Regions from separate parts of the Homo sapiens genome. Here region 1 is linked to region 2. The links are chromatin loops, found by intact Hi-C in ENCODE. Cell type or tissue: heart right ventricle. All regions are shown on one strand. Each heading gives the region's core, and the rest is flanking DNA. Links, peaks and the distances in the headings are about the cores only.

The links. Peaks named below come from ENCODE experiments on the same cell type or tissue, not always from the same donor. Only the 100,000 strongest peaks of a DNase experiment are listed, where the experiment ranks them.
Region 1: it touches region 2 in a loop (7-fold over the local background); 3 of 110 quality-filtered maps call a loop at or near these places.

The regions. Positions count from the first base shown.
Region 1 is chr10:95,526,745-95,535,080 of GRCh38, reverse strand. All of the region lies in intron 1 of SORBS1 (sorbin and SH3 domain containing 1), which reads left to right. Among named protein-coding and RNA genes, the nearest start is that of SORBS1, 30 kb to the left of the region's middle. RefSeq lists an enhancer at 2,960-3,707. In heart right ventricle, for the core only: no CTCF peak of the experiment used is centred there; no DNase peak of the experiment used is centred there; H3K27ac peaks cover 7,178 bases.
Region 2 is chr10:95,589,326-95,597,661 of GRCh38, reverse strand. It overlaps the pseudogene RPS3AP36. Among named protein-coding and RNA genes, the nearest start is that of SORBS1, 32 kb to the right of the region's middle. In heart right ventricle, for the core only: no CTCF peak of the experiment used is centred there; no DNase peak of the experiment used is centred there.

The sequences.
Region 1 (8,336 bases), core at 183-8,182, 62 kb after region 2:
CCATCATCCATCCATTCATTTATCCATTTCATCAACTAGTGCTTATTGAGTCCCTCCTTGTACCAGGACTTGTGCTAGATATGTGAGGATGAACGAGATGTTGAGTCTCTTGCTACGGGAGACAGACAGATATGGTGCAGTGTGGTAGCTGCAATGATAGTTATATGCCGAGGGTGTTGGGGAAGCACAGAGTGGAGGGTGCCTGATCACTGAACTTGGGAGTGTAGGGAGGTCTTCTGAAGAGGACACTTCCCCTAATGGTACTTGCTTTTCACTTTCTCCTCTGTGTTTGCCTTATCCTCACTGTTAGACTGAGATGCTTCGTGCTTTCTTCAGCTCTGGCCCCCTCCCTTGTCACTGCAACCCCTAGTGTAGCCTTCTTCATTTAATAGTCACTCAAATACTTATTGAATGGGGAAAAAAAGCCAAAATGAATTAAATAGGCCTACCCGAAGGATCTTAACATCAAAAAGAGCAGGTGAGATGTTCTTTGCTGCCCTTGGCCTTCACGGTTTATTCACACAACTCATGTCCTGAAAGGGCTTCTCTAAATTGGTGCTGATGCCTCCTTCCAGTCTCCTTTTATCCACACCACACAGTCTCTGCCCCCTGATCATCCCTTAGCATTGCCATGGTAGGAAACCCCTATGACTCTGACTAGTGTTGAAGGAGCTGCATGGGCCGGGCGCGGTGGCTCGTGCTTGTAATCCCAGGACTTTGGGAGGCCGAGGAGGGCGGATCATGAGGTCAGGCATTTGAGACCGGCTTGGCCAGCACAGTGAAACCCTGTCTCTGCTAAAAACACAAAAATTAGCTGGGCATGGTGGCAGGCACCGGTAATCCCAGCGACTCGGGAGGCTGAGGCAGGAGAGTCGATTGAACCCGGGAGGTGGAGGTTGCGGTGAGCCGAGATCACGCCACTGCACTCCAGCCTGGGTGACAGAGCTAGACTCCATGTCAAAAAAAAAAAAAAAAAAAGGAAAAAGCTGCATGATTGGGGGCCCCAAGTCCCACCCCCTCTCTGGTCTTGGTTTACTCTTGGAATTAGGGGCATAGCTGTGACCCCTTAGGATTTCTGGATATTTGACATTTCAAAAACAATGATTTCTAGACAGCCTGGTGGCTCAGCCAGCTCCTTCTTTTATCTTCTTCTAATAAATCCAGCTTCCTTTGCCATTTCCTGGTGCCACAGGGGGTGATCTGTCCAGGATAAGAGATAGCCAGGCCAGGAAAATGACCTTTTAATAAAGTTAAAATGGCCACCGGGAGAGCGGGACGGCCAGTCATGTGGCCGTGAGCCTGTTTGCTGTGCTGTGTGCTGAGGTCCACAAGAACAGAGGTCCAGGTAGACTCCAGCTGTGCAGCTGTGGAGGCAACCAGCAGCAGTGGGTTGTCCTGGGAGAGAATTTTGGCTGAATGTTAGCAGACGGTTTCCTAAAACCACGCAGAAGCAGCCTTTTAGGGGAAGAGGTGCTATTTGTTTGACAGCTCATCACTCCCCTTTTGGTTGTCCTCATCTGTTCTTTCTGCAGTTTTTCACAAGTGAAAAAGTGGGATGGTGTTTCTCTGGTAAGTCCATTTTGGACTGTGGCATAGTGTTGTCTGTGTGCCTGGCATTGCACTGGACATCTCTACATTCCATTAAATCACTGGTTCTTAAACTTGGGGAGCGTAAGAATCCCCTGGGGTGCTTGTTAAAAATGCATATTACTCTCTGGTGGACCCAAAACTCGTGATTTTTAATATATTCCCTAGGTTATGCAGGTCATACCCAGATTTTTTCAGCTGCAAGTCAGAAACCCTAAGTCAGATTGGCTATGTTTTGCAGTGGGCAGGCCTATGCGAACCTACCCCCAAAGTTCAAGGATGCTGACAGGCTGAAGAAAGAGGCTGATTTATCTAGTTTCTCAGAAAGAAACATTCAATAGGGACTTATGAACAGAAACCATGTCTGTGTCTCGGATGGTGGTGAGACAAGATGGTGGATCCCTGCGCTATTACCCCCAAGACCCAGGGTTTATATACGGTACCATAGGGAGGGAGTGACTTACGAAGGGATGTGTAGGACATTTGAAGCATGATAATATCAAGGTTGTTTTCACCTAAGGGCAGGATTTATGTACAGTCTCTTAGACAAAGAAGAACCGATACACTGGAAATCTTAGAGGCCTTCCATGAACAGTGGTTAATCAGAAGTCAATGTGATGGATTAACATTCAAGATGGAGTTGTCTAGCCTGCACAGGATGACAATAGGGAAATTCATTGTCTTTCAAACAGGAGTGGTTTCATGTGGACTGCAATGTGAATCATGCCCCCTGGAGTTGTGCAATGGGGCCATTCTTAATCCAGACACTGGGCGGGTTTGGGATTGATTGTTTCAGTGGCTTGGTGATGTCAACAAGACCCCAGCTTCTTCTCATCTCTGTCATCCTTGGCATTATCTTCATTTGCAAGCTGGGAATGAGACAGCCACAGCATTTCCAAGCATCTCAGACACAACATTCTTGGAAAGAAGGGTATAAATGGATTCTGGTGCTTCTTCTCAGGAGTCAGGAAGCTTTTGGAGGCACCACCAGCTCTCTTCTCATCATGCCCTCTTGGCTGGAGTTGGGTTACATGTCTTCCCTGAGTCAATCACTGTTGACTGAAAGGGGATCCCATTTCCTGAGCCATCTGGAGGTGGGGTGGGTACCTGAACAGAGTGGAGGCTCTGTCAGGAAGGAAGGAGCAGGAACCAGAGGCCGGGAAGGTTCCCAGCAGGGCCTGAGGTGCAGGGGGTGTGCAGGCCACCCTTGGAGAAACCCTTCCTTCCACCATCCTGGACAGCTGGGGGTTGTTGGTGAGGTTATCTGTGTCGTGCAGATGAGGAAGTGAGGCTCAGTGAGGGTTAGTGGCTTGTCTTAGATAACAGGCCTTGTAGGTTGTGGGGGTTGGGACTGAGGGAACCTGGGGCATTTGAGAGGCCTTTTTAGCCCCAAGAGAGTAACCATCCCCTTTTGCCTTCCTAAGGTGTCCAAGCTGCCCCCTTCATTTCTGATTTCTCCTCCATGACTGCATTTATTTGTGGCAGGAGGCTTTCCTGAGTATTTCTTATGGGACGAAATCTCAGGGCATGAGAAAAATACATATACTGTGTTTTCCCCTCCAAGTTGACTTTGCCTGAAAGTAATTGAAATAATATCAGTTCCTATTCGGGGAGAGAGTTAAAATAATAAAACGTAACTTAAGAGGTCGTTGTTAGGATTTAAGGTCACACAATGCACATGTTGGCCCCTGTGCATGTTATCTTAAATCCTAACAACAATCCCTTAAGTTAGGTTTTATTATTTATATTGTGTGGTGGGGAAACTGAGACCTGGGAAGGTGAAGTTGACTGTGGTGGATTGCACAGCTCGTCTTCGGGGGTGGACCCGGGACGGGGGCTGCCTCGTTGAAAGTCCGTGCTGCTTCTCCATGCCACGCTGTGGCTTATCAGCAGCCACCAGCCTTGTTTTGCCCCTGAAGGCAGGTTCTCAGGGAAAGAGGTTTTAGTGTCAAAAGAGTTCCAAATGAGCTGAATGTTTCCTATGGGAATAATTCTCAGAGCATTAGGAAAAAATATCCTGACCATAATAAACACAAGAAAGAATCAGGAAATCTGGTTTGTTATATAGCAGCTAAAATGCAAATAGGGAAATCTCTCAAAAAGGTTTCAAGGGCTGTTGGCTTTGAAAATGGAAGGCCCCAGTTAAGACGGTGAGAAAACCGTACTGGGTCCAGGAGACGACTGATACATGTGGCCACTGTGGCAGCAATGAGTGGAAAGTCTGCACACCTTGCTGTGAGCCCCAGTTCTGCTGCTTTTGAGCTGTGTGACCTCCGGCAAGTCGCTTAGCCTTTTAGGGCAGTTTCTGCACATGTGAAATGGGGCTCTGGCTCGCAGTTTGGTGGGCAGAGGGAGCCTGGCCAGCTGCACAAGGCCTTGCAAAGGTGAAGGAGTAGCAGGTGTAAACCACAGAGTTGGCACCTCTGAGTTGGAAGTTTAGTGCTGCTCTACCTGGCTGCGAGCTGGTAGTTGCCTAGAGTGCGGGGATGTGGCAGAGCATGGCAGAGCAGGCTGAGGGCAAAAGTCTGGCTTTGACTTCTCAAAGAGAAACCGTCTTTGCCTGAAAAGCCCCTCTCTAGCTGTGGATGTTTGGAGAACCTCCCTTGGTGCTTTGCCTGGCCTGTGCACCAGGGAGTATTGTATGGGGACCGATGTCCTCCACAGATGCCCCAGGGCAGGTAACATGTACAGGGTGGGCAGAGATAAGTGCTCGGTTCTCAGTACAGACCTGTGGGAAGGTCTGAGACTCGGGAAGCTCTGGCTAAGCTGGGAGGAGGGAGTTGAAGGAATGTGTTGAGGGTGGACCACAGGTGTGTTGGGGTATTCACAGGGGAGGACCTTTCCAAGTGCTGCCAATACAACTCTCTGATCATGGTGGCTCTGGAGAGAAGGTGACTTGACTTTTCAGATTTGAGCAGAGGAAATACTAAAGTATTTCTTTACCCCAGCAGAGCACATCTACAACTTTGTAGGGTTTTGAGTCTGTAGTGAGATATTTTAGATTAGTTTCTCCCTTTCATTCTTCCTGCCTCCCTCCGTTTATTGAACACCTTCTAAACATTTGTTGAGCAACTTCTGCATGGCAAGCTGAGCTAGGGGCTGAGGTTTCAAAGACAAAATCATTGCTCTCAAGGAGTTGTCTCATAGGTAAACAAGATGATTACAAAGCTGTGTGATAAGTACTAACAGGTAAGTACAGGGTCCTCTGGGAGAGGTAGGAAGGAACACCTGGTTGTGTCTGGTGGGAGGAGGTGACACCTGAGCTGGAGCTGGGATGAAGGGAAATGCAGCAGGTGAACCAGCGTCTTGGAAGGCATTCTATGCAGAGGGTGGTAACAGCGTTCATTCTTGGAATAAAAGAGTTCATGAAGACTTTCTATGTGACAGTGGTGATGCAGAGATGGATGGGACCCAGTCCCTGCCCTGCAGGTGTTCACAGTCAGGTGAATAGGAAGTGGCAGTGCAGGTGACAGTGTTTGGGGTGTAGACAGAGTTCTGTGGCAAGAAACACAGGGGCCCTGCTGAATCCAGTTATTGCTATTCGCTTATCAGTCTTCCTTCCAGGGGACCTCTTTTGCAGGTTCTTTCATTGGGAAGAGGCTCTGTTTAAGGACCTAGCTTGCTGTCTGCTGCCCTAGGGGCTGACCATGCTCTTCAGCAATTTGGGTTATAATGTGAGGCATCTATTCTTATTTCTAGCTTTCTTCCTTGTGGAGCCATTATTGGACTTAGGAAGTTGGACTTGGGCAAGTCACTGCACTACTTTGGGCTTCATTTTTCTTACTTACAAAAATAGCCCATTGGACCAGGTCAGCGTTTCCTCAAGAGTTGTCTAGGGACCACCTACCTTTGAAAGGCATGGGGTGCTTACTGAAATATGGAGTCCTTATGGGGCAGTGCCTTTTTTGCGTTCATACAGTTAACCTTTTTAGGGGCTGGGCCTGGGGTTCTGCATTTATCAAGCACTCCAGGTGATTCTTAAACATCTTAGAGTTTTGGGACCTCTGGGCTACAAGATTTCAACCTGCAATCTTTTCCTCCCTAATCTCCTCAGCTGTATGTCTACAGGAACTGGACAATAAAATGTTAGCTTTTTGAATGTTTTATCGTTGCAGTGATGCCCTCGGCAAACTGCTTGGTAGTTTAAGTGTCCAGAATCTTGACAGTGTATGCTTATGAACTGTTTCTGCAGGCTGTTTTTGATATTCCTTAAGGAAGAAAAGCCTTGTTAACAGGCACCTGAATGTGGCTGTCAGAATCTGTTTAAGAGCTGAATCATGACAGCAAACACTCATCTCAGCCTTTCATCTCTGGCTTTGGAGTATATGACTGGCTTCCCTTTTCTGAGTCATTCTCTCTTGGCCTCCTACATTCTGAAGAGGTCATTTGCATTGTCTAACATGGGAGCCAAAGGTTTCAACTTCTCTGACAAATGGAATCTCCGCTTTGGTTCCAAACTGACCGTCTTTGTAGGGTCCTCCAGGGAGTTCTCAGTGTTTTAATAGCTGCTGTGTGGGTTCTCATTTGTTGGTACTGTGGAAACAGTTTTTTTTTTTTTTTTTTTTTTTTTTTTTTGAGACTGAGTCTTGCTCTGTCGTCCAGGCTGGAGTGCAGTGGTGCGATCTTGGCTCACTGCAACCTCCACCTCCCGGGTTCAAGCGATTCTCCTGCCTCAGCCTCCTGAATAGCTGGGATTACAGGCATGTGCCACCATGCCCAGCTAATTTTTGTATTTTTAGTAGAAATGGGGTTTCACCATGTTGTCCAGGCTGGTCTGGAACTCCTGACCTCAGGTGATCCACTCACCTCGGCCTCCCAAAGTGCTGGGATTAGAGGCGTGAGCCACTGCGCCCAGCCAGAAACAGTTTTTAATATACAAAGTAAGTAAATAAAGAGTCTTAGGCTTTATATGGCTGCCTGGGAGTCTTCCCCAGTTTCTTATCCTTTCCCCTTGGAAATCTAGTGCCTCTAAGACTTCACAGTGTTGGTGATGTTGAGAAGCTGTTGCCTAAGAACCATTCTCAGGATGACCCCTTTATATCATTCAGGTGTGAGTGAAATGGATTTTGGACAAGGGCTGGGCCAGGCACAGCACTGTGTTCTGACCCGTTACGAAGAGGTAAACCTTGACAACTGGTATCCTAGACCTTAAAAATTAAAAATTTTCATCTGGGTCTTGGTTCACTCCTCATTCTATTATTCTGTGTTTTGGTTTTCCTTGATGAAATCAATCTGTAAACACAGCTCTGCACTAGTAAATTTTAATGAAGCCCTCGACATTACCCAGGTGGGGGAAATTCAGAGCTATCTTTAAACAATGTGGTAGTTGCAGGTACACACCCAAGAAGGCAGAGAAGGGCATGAGCCTTCTCTGTATTCTCCAAGGGTCTTGCATAGTGTTCTGCCCACAGTGGGTGCCCAGAAAGTGGCTGTTAGAAGAATGGACTTTTAAAAAATAATAGACTGATAATTAAACTGGCAAAGGTATGGAATTCAAAGGGTGGCTCAGTGTGGTTTTGGATTTGCCCTTGGTTCTTCCTCAAGTTTAATTTTCATGGAGATATCAATTAGATGCAGGATTAGTTGCAATGCAGAATGGCAGAGAGGGGAAAAGGCAGACGTCGTATGCATTTTAAGTTCTTGGGTACATCTGTTAGTTGTTTATTATTTGCCAGTCACTTTGTTAGACAATCCCAAGAGGTTGACAAACCACTTCCTTTTGTGTCCAGGGAAATTGAGGCTGAGAAGTGCAACAATTGGTGTAAACTTATGTAGTGAAGCTATTGGCAGGCTTGCTGACCAGTAGTCAAGAAGGATTCATAGAGTGCCGCCTCTCTACTGGATCACACAGGAGTTAAATTTAGCTTTGTGAAAAATATTAGAGGTGATGGAGATCAACTATACATTGTCTTGGGGTGTATAGTTGCTTTGTGACATTTCTGTTACATGGCTATTTGGCCTCTGCTTGCATCTTTCCAAGGACAGGGAGCTCACTACTTATTGAGTCAGTTCATTTTATTTTTTGAATTATTTTAATTGTTAAAATTCTTAATTAATTAATCATTTTTGAGACAGAGTCTCACCCCGTTGCTCAGGCTGGGGTGCAGTGGCGTGATCTCGGCTCACTGCAACCTCCGCTTCCTGGGTTCAAGTGATTCTCCTGCCTCAGCCTCCCGAGTAGCTGGTATTACAGGCACCTGCCACCATGCCTGGCTAATTTTTGTATTTTTTTAGTAAGGACGAGGTTTCCCCATGTTAGCCAGGCTGGTCTCGAACTCCTGAGCTCAAATGATCTGCCCACCTTGGCATCCCAGAGTGCTGGGATTACAGGCATGAGCCCCTGTGTCCGGCTAATTGTTAAAATTCTTTCATATGAGCTGAAATCATCCTGTAATACAGTTTTCTCATTTAGAACCCATGTCACACTAGTTTTTACACCCCATGATTCATTTCGTCATTCAAACGTATGTATTGAGCACCGACTGTTTTAGGTTCAGGAGGAATACGAGTAAACAAGATAGATAAGGTTTTTGCCCTCTTGGAATTTAGAGCCTGGTGTTAGTACAGTGGAAAGAAGATTGAACTATATGTCAGAAAACCTAAGTATAAGCCAAAGAATTTTACAGAAAGAAAGAAAAGAAGAAGTGAAGATTATATAACACTTATAAACTTGGCTAAGACACTTGAGTATCAGTTTTCACTTCATTTAACAGAGGACATTATCCCATTGGACCTTCCAGAACAGTGAA
Region 2 (8,336 bases), core at 314-8,313:
TGCTGGTTTCACCCCCTGCTTTCACAGCCCTCCCAAGGTAAGAGAACTTCAGAAACTCATGAAGTGCTTCTGCCTCAGGTACTTCACTGAACTCTAGTTTTCTTTCTGTAACTTGCAAATAGGGCTACAACTCTGACTCTGTGTTTCCAGATTCTGTTTCAATGCAGACAATTAGATGGTAAATAATTCAAGAGAACGGAAACTGGCAAAGTGGTGTGTGATGTCCAAACAGCTATCTTATTTATTCTCTGGTGTAAACTTCAGGCTCATCTGCAACTCGGGAGCCCCAGGAGTAAGTGAAATGTAGAAACACAGGAATCTCCCCTGTTTCCATTCCCCCCATTTTTTAATATTGTCTGGGGATGGGAATGCAGTTTACTTTAATCAAAGATTAAGGTAAGACAGGTTGGCTTTGGATGACAGATTCAGACAACTTCTTAGGCATGTCTGAATTTCTTCCCATGGTGGAGTAGAGTGATCAGAATCTAGAGGCATCAGTTTCTCCTTGGCCTGAGGATTCATGATCCAAAGTTGTGGTCTCAGAAATATCACCATTCATCCTCTTTCTCTTCCTTCTGTGCAATGAGGGAGACACATTTCACCGGACCCTTCTAAACCTGCCCCACCATTAAAGAAGTAGTCTTAGTTAAGACTCGTTGAATTACAGGTAACATAAACCACCTCTGCCCTGCCTAAGAAGAAAAGGATAATGTATTATATGGACATAGGGGTGTCTTATAAAGCCCAAGGGCAAAGAAAATAGAGATGGTCCAGACTCTCAAGAAACTGGAGCTAGAGGCGTCATGTTACAGGACTTCAAAGTATATTACAAGGCTATAGTAACCAAAACAGCATGGTATTGGTATAAAAATAGACACATAGATCAATGGAACAGACTAGAGAACACAGTCAACTGATCTTCAACAAAGGTGCCAAGAGCTTACACTGGGGAAAGGACACCCTCTTCCATAAAGGGTGCTGGGAAAATTGGATAGCCACATGTAGAAGAATGAAACTGGATCCTTCTCTCTCACCATATGTGAAAGTAAATTCAAAATGGATTAAAGACTGAAACATAAGATCTAAAACTATAAAAATACTAAGAAAAACTCTCTTGGACATTGGCCTGGGCAAAGAATTATGACTAAGACCTCAAAAGCATAGGCAACAAAAACAAAAATAGACAAACGGAACTATAATAAACTAAAAATCTTCTGAACAGCAGTTGATTGTTTCAATCAACAGAGTGAAGGGACAACTTGTTGAAAGGGAGAAAATATTTGCAAACTATTCATTCAACAAGGGACTAATATCCAGAATATAAAAGGAACTCAAAAATCTCAAAAAGGAAAAAACAAATAATCCCATTAAAAAGTGGGCAAAAGACATAAATAGACATTTCTTAAAAGAAGACATGTAAATGGCCAACAGGTATATGAAAAATGTTCACCATCACTAATCATTAGAGAAATAAAAATCAAAACCACAATGAGATCTTACTCCAATCAGAATGGCTTTTATTAAAAAGATAAAAAAATAGCATCTTGGTGAGGATATGGAAAAAGGGGAACTCTTTTACACTGTTGGTGGGAATGTAAACTAGTACAACCACTGTGGAAAACAGTATGGAGATTTCTTTTTTTTTTCTTTTTTTTTTGAGACAGAGTCTCACTCTGTTGCCCAGGCTGGAGTACAGTGGTGCAATCTCAACTCATTGCAACCTCTGCCTCCCGGGTTCAAGCGACTGTCCTGCCTCAGCCTCCTGAGTAGCTTGGATTACAGGCACCCACCATCATGCCTGGTTAATTTTTGTATTTTTATTAGAGACGGGTTTTCACCATGTTGGCGAGGTGAGTCCCGAACTCCTGATCTCATGAGATCCACCTGCCTTGGCCTCCCAAAATGCTGGAATTACAGGCATGAGCCACTGTGCCTGGCCAGAGGTTTCTTAAAAAAACTAAAAGTAGAATTACCATTTGATTCAGCGATCCTACTAATGGGTATCTACCCAAAGGAAAAGAAATCAATATATCAAAAGGATATCTGCAAACTTGCATGTTTATTGCAGCACTATGCACAATAGCTAAGATACGGAATCAGCCTAAGTGTCCATCAATGGTAGAATAAAGAACATGTGGTATATATACACAATGGAATACTGTTTAGCCATAAAAAGAATGAAATCATGTCATTTGCAGCAACATGGATGGAACTGGAGATTATCATTATTTTTTTTCATCACAAATAGGACTTTTTATTTGCCACTATTATAAGTCTGAACTTTAAACAGATTCTTGGACTGGTCATTCATATCCATCAGCTCATTCGACTTTAGCACCTGTCTTGTCCCCAGTGGCTTTTCCAGAACTACTGCCTTCACCATGAAGCTCCATGAGTTTTCCCAATTCAAACTTGAGCTTCTTCAGCATTTTTACTTTTCTAACAAAGACATCGTGGAGAAGGTAAATAGATTGGCAAGCCTTTTCTATGTCTTTTCCAATGCTGTCTAGAATCAATTTATTGACCACTTCTTTCAAGTCATTTGTCTGCACCTCTTGGGTCATGATTTCCATCATCTTCTGGATTTGGCGGATCTGTTGGTGCTGAGCATAAGAGGTCTTCCGTATCTGATTGTTGCTTTTTTTAGTAAAACCAATACAGAACAGACAAAGCAAGTAACCATGAGTAGTCTTAACATCAACGTGAGCTTCAATCATTGTCTGCCATTTTTTGACCATGGAACACATTTTGTCACGAATAAGATCCATGCCATGGAAGTTAGGCAGTTTTTGCCCTGAACATCTTCAGTAATCAGTTTGAATTTTCTAAATGCAACTTAATCATTCTGCAAATCAACAAGACTCACTTCAAACACACGACCCTCGAGGCCATCGGATGCAATTTTGGTTCCTTGGGTCCTGGCAACTAGCGTCTTTCCAATATTTCTTATATTGAACATAGCAGATGCTTTCACATTATACCAATCTTTCTTAGAAAATGGATCCATCACTTTCTTCTTGGCTCCCTTTTTGCTGCCTTTTGTAAGGTGCTTGTTCTTGCCAACCACCGTGGTGCTGCTCAGAGAGCCACAAGGCCTGGAGGTTATTCTCTTAAGTGGAAAAAGCCAGGCACAGAAAGACAAATATTGCATGTTGTCACTTATATGTAGGAGCTAAAAAAATTGACCACATGGAGCTAAAGAATGGAAAAACAGATAATAGAGATGGAAGGGACAGTGGTGGGGGGCAGGCGGATAAAGAGAAGTGTTAAAACATACAAATATACAGTAAAATAAAAGGAATAAATTCAATATTCCATAGCAGAGTAGGATGACTAAACTTAACAAAAATGTGTTGTACTCACATGACAGACACCCCGAATGCCGCTTCTTGATCACTATGTATTATATACATATAACAGATTTTCTCATGTACCCCATAAATATACACAAATAAATTTTTTAAAAAAGAAACTGGAACTAGCTTAGGAAGAAAAGGGAAGTATGTGGCTCAGGTAACCAAACCACAGCAGGAGCAAGTGACTGGAATCAGGGACTCCAACATCCCCTGGGTGCTCCCAATGCCTCTCCTTTCCGTGGAAGGGCTTCATTTCCTCCTGCTGGAGACTGGCCTCTTCCATGAGCATGGGGCATAGCCATTGGAAGCTTCCAGACTTATTCTCACAGCTTTGTCAGACTTTCCACCCACTGTAAAAATAAAAAGGCTCATGGTCCCCAGTTTCGCTGCAAAAAGACTCTAGTCTGTTTGGGCCACCTGTCCTCACTGTAGTAGAGGTGTGGAGCAGGGGCCATGGTATGCTCTGGGTTGATTCAGCCGTATATATCTGGATGACCTCACTATGGTTAAATGTTGAAAGGGTTTCAGAGGGCTTCCTCTTCTGGATAGGATGTATATGTAGGAACAATCCAACACTCCTGCTGAAGCAACTAGAAAAAACAGAGTAAGTTACAGAAATCACCTTTTTAAGACACCTCAGAGTTGTGCCATCAATGAGGACTAATGAACTGAAATTCTGGAGAGGAAAGAGCCCTTTCCGTTTTTTTTTTTTTTTTTTGAGACGGAGTTTCACTCTTGTTGCCCAGGCTGGAGTGTAATGGCACGATCTAGGCTCACCGCAACCTCCGCCTCCTGGGTTCAAGTGATTCTTCTGTCTCAGCCTCCCAAGTAGTTGGTATTGCAGGCATGTGCCACCACACCCAGCTAATTTTGTATTTTTATTAGAGACAGGGTTTCACCATGTTGGTCAGGCTGGTCTCAAACTCCTGACCTCAGGTGATCTGCCCGCCTTGGCCTCCCAAAGTGCTGGGACTACAGGCGTGAGCCACTGCGCCCGGCCGGAAAGAGCCCTTTCTAAATGTGCTGATTGTCTCTGACCATTTTCTTCCCAGGGGGTATTTGCCAAATCTGTGCACAGGCCAAGGATAGGGCTTGACCCAGGCATAGGGTCTCTACTGGGGCAAAGAGAAACTGGTAGAGTTTTTGATGATCAATGTTATCTGGTGTAATGTTAGAATCTAGAGCTAAGCTGGAGCTCCTAAGAACAGAGCTGAATCTTCCATAGGCTTTCAGGGATGAGAAGACAGAGACATGCCAATGAAAAGCTTGAGTGGGCTCCATCCAAGGAATAGTGGTGACTCAGAGGTGGACTGGGACTAACCAAGACTGCAACCCAGCCTCAACCCAGCTGAATTCTTGACTAGGTTAAGGTGATCAGTCCCTCACCCCATCTGCTAACAGAAGAAAAAGAGATTCATCACTGGAGGAAAATAATATCATCTTTTGCCTCTGTTTTCTTTTATATAATTATAAGGCATGCAAAGAGCAGGAAAATGTGACTGATAAGGAAAATAAGCAGGGGCCGGGCATGGTGGCTCATGCCTGTAATCCCAGCACTTTGGGAGGCCGAGGTGGGTGGATCACCTGAGGTCAAGAGTTTGAGACCAGCCTGGCCAACATGGCGAAACCCCATCTCTACTAAAAATACAAAAATTAGCCAGGCGTGGGGGTGGACACCTGTCATCCCAGCTACTCAGGAGGCTGAGGCAGGAGAATCGCTTGAACCCAGGAGATGGAAGTTGCAGTGATCCAAAATCGCACCATTGCACTCCAGCCTGGGTGACAAGAGTGAGACTCTGTCTCAAAAAAAAAAAAAAAGAAAGAAAAAGAAAAAGGAAAAAAACAGGCTGGATGCAGTGGCTCATGCCTGTAATCCCAGCACTTTGGGAGGCTGAGGTGGGTGAATCACTTGAGCTCAGAATTTGAGACCAGCCTGGGCAACATGGCAAAATCCCATCTCTACTAAAAATAGAAAAATTAGCCAGGTGTGGTGGCACATGCCTGTAGTCCCAGCTACTTGGGAGGCTGAGGTGGGAAAATCACTTGAATCTGGGAGGCAGAGGTTGCAGTGAGTAGAGATCGCACCACTGCACACCAGCCTGGGTGATAGAGCGAGATCCTGTCTCAAAAAAAAAAAAGAAGTTAAAAAATTACCTGGGTGGCCGGGCAGAGTGGCTCACGCCTGTAATCCCAGCACTTTGGGAGGCCAAGGCGGTTGGATCATGAGGTCAGGAGATCAAGACCATCCTGGCTAACACAGTGAAACCCCTGTCTCTACTAAAAATACAAAAAAAATTAGCCGGGCGTGGTGGTGGGAGCCTGTAGTCCCAGCTACTCAGGAGGCTGAGGCAGGAGAATGGCATGAACCCAGGAGGCGGAGCTTGCAGTGAACCAAGATTGTGCCACTGCACTTCAGCCTGGGGCGACAGAGCCAGACTCCGTCTCAGACAAACAAACAAACAAACAAACAAACAAAATTACCTGGGCTTAGTCACAATACCTGTAGTCCGAGCTACTTGGGAGGTTAAGGAGGGAGGATTGTTTAAGCCCAGGAGGTCAAGGTTGCAGTGACCCATGATTGTACCACCACACACCAGCCTGGGCAACAGAGCAAGAACCTGCCTCAGAAAAAAAAAATAAAAGTAGAGAAAGAGCAGGCAATAGAAGCAGACCCACAACTGATTCTGATATTTGAGTTAGCAGACAAGGACTTTATAATGAGTATTATAAACATGGTAAATAGAGAAAATAGTACAATAGATGAAAAATAAAGAATTTCAACAGAGCATTCGAATCTATAAAAAAAGAACCAAATGGGCTTTCGAGAACTGAAACATGCAATATTTATAATTAAGAACGCATTAAGTGAAATATTTCCATAGCTGTTGGTAAATACCTACTGACCCAAGACTCCTAAGTTCCCTGTCCTCATCTCCTGGCCATCCTGGACCTCCTTGGGACACCCTGGACTTCCCCATGGCCCAACAACTAAGAGTTAATGGCTAGCCCAGCGTCCCTTGTGATTGGTTGGTGTCTGTGCTTTCCCATTGTTTAACTATTTTGATTTTAATGTCATCTCTGACTAATTGATTGACTGATAGAGTTGAGGGTTTTTTTGTTTTTTGTTTTTAGACTGAGTCTCGCTCTGTCACCAGGCTGGAGTACAGTAGCGTGATCTCGGCTCACTGCAACCTCCGACTCCTTGGTTCAAGCGATTCTCCTGCCTCAGCCTCCTGAGTAGCTGGGATTACAGGCATGCACTACCACACCCGGCTAATTTTTGTACTTTTTGTAGAGACGGGTTTCACCATGTTGGCCAGGAAGGTCTTGATCTCCTGACCTCGTGATCCACCCGCCGCAGCCTGCCAAAGTGCTGGGATTACAGGCATGAGCCACCGCGCCTGGCCTGAGATGAGATTTTACTGTGTTGCCCACGCTGGTCTCAAACTCCTGGGCTCAAGTGATCATCCTGCCTTGGCCTCCTGAATAGCTGGGACTTGATGTCTTGGTACTGTCACTGGAAGTCCCTATCAGAACCAAATAAATGAAATTGGGTAGAAAGAATTCCCCAAAGGTGGCAATACCAATAAGAGGAGATGTGGAAGGACACAGAAAGGATATTTGTTCACTTATGATGCCCACTCCGAAAGCCAGATATCTAAGACTGAAGCCTGCTGTTTGCCGAATTGAGCTTCTTTTAAGTTTCCTCACCACTGTATTTGAGGAGACTTGAGTGAGCCAGTGGGGAACAGATTCAGTGAGGCTAGATAAGTTTGCTGTGTGGCTTGGTCTCCTGAATATGATCAATTTGTAGCTCCTACACCAGTTATTTTCATGAAATAATCAGGACAGCCTTAGCAACCTGCGTTTCTCAAAGGCAAAAGAATTTAGTGTGGACTAACTGCCTCCCAGAATACAGGTTAAAAGAGTAGATTTTAGAGATGGACAGTTCCGGATTCAGACTCCATATCTGCAATTAACTGGTTGTTTGACCTTGGGCAAATCACTCTACCCCTCTGAATTGCTCATGTGTATCTCGAAGGTTTGCAGCAGACACTGTTGGTTAACTACCGAATGGGTTCCTCCCCTTTTCTTTGCTGAAAAATAGTGTTTTTGTTTTGTTTTTTTTTTTTTTTTTTTTTTTGAGCGGAGTCTAGCTCTGTCACCAGGCTGGAGTGCAGTGGCGCGATCTTGGCTCACTGTAATATCCGCCTCCCTGGTTCAAGCGATTCTCCTGCGTCAACCTCCCAAGAAGCTGGGATTACAGGCACGCGCTGCCACGCCCAGCTAATTTTTGTGTTTTTGGTAGAGAGGGGTTTCACCATGTTGGTCAGGATGGTCTTGATCTCCTGACCTCATGATCCGCCAACCTCAGCCTCCCAAAGTGCTGGGATTACAGGCATGAGCCACTGCGCCTGGCCAGATCTCATTTTTCTTTTTTTTTTTCAGAGTGTTTTATCTCTTCCTCTTTCAACTCAGGGGTGAATTATGCTTGGTGTAGGCCCATTGCAATAATACCACTTTTGGGTCAATGGTTGGATTAAGCATGCATGTATGACCCAGTTCTGGCCACTGAGATGAGAGGGGTGATCAACTAGAGGCTTCTTGGAAAGCTTTTCTTGTACTTAAAAAAGATACAAGGAAGAGATCGTCCCTCTGCTAAATACTGTCATGTCCAGATGGGATGCCTGGAAGTGTAACAGCCATTTTGTGGTCACAAGGGTACCCAGGCTGACGATCCAAGCCAACTAAGGATGGCAGAGTGAAAAGATGGCAAGAACTGGGGTGCCTAATGACATCATCAAGCTTCTAATTTAACCAACCCTAAAGCTACCCCTGGTAGGGACTTATTATTACATAGAAAATAACTCATTTCCTCACGTTTAAGCTATTTTTATTTGGGATTTCTCTTACATGGAGTCAAAAGCGTCCTAACAAACCCAGAGTTGTTTATGAGGATTTGATTCAATAAAATGATTT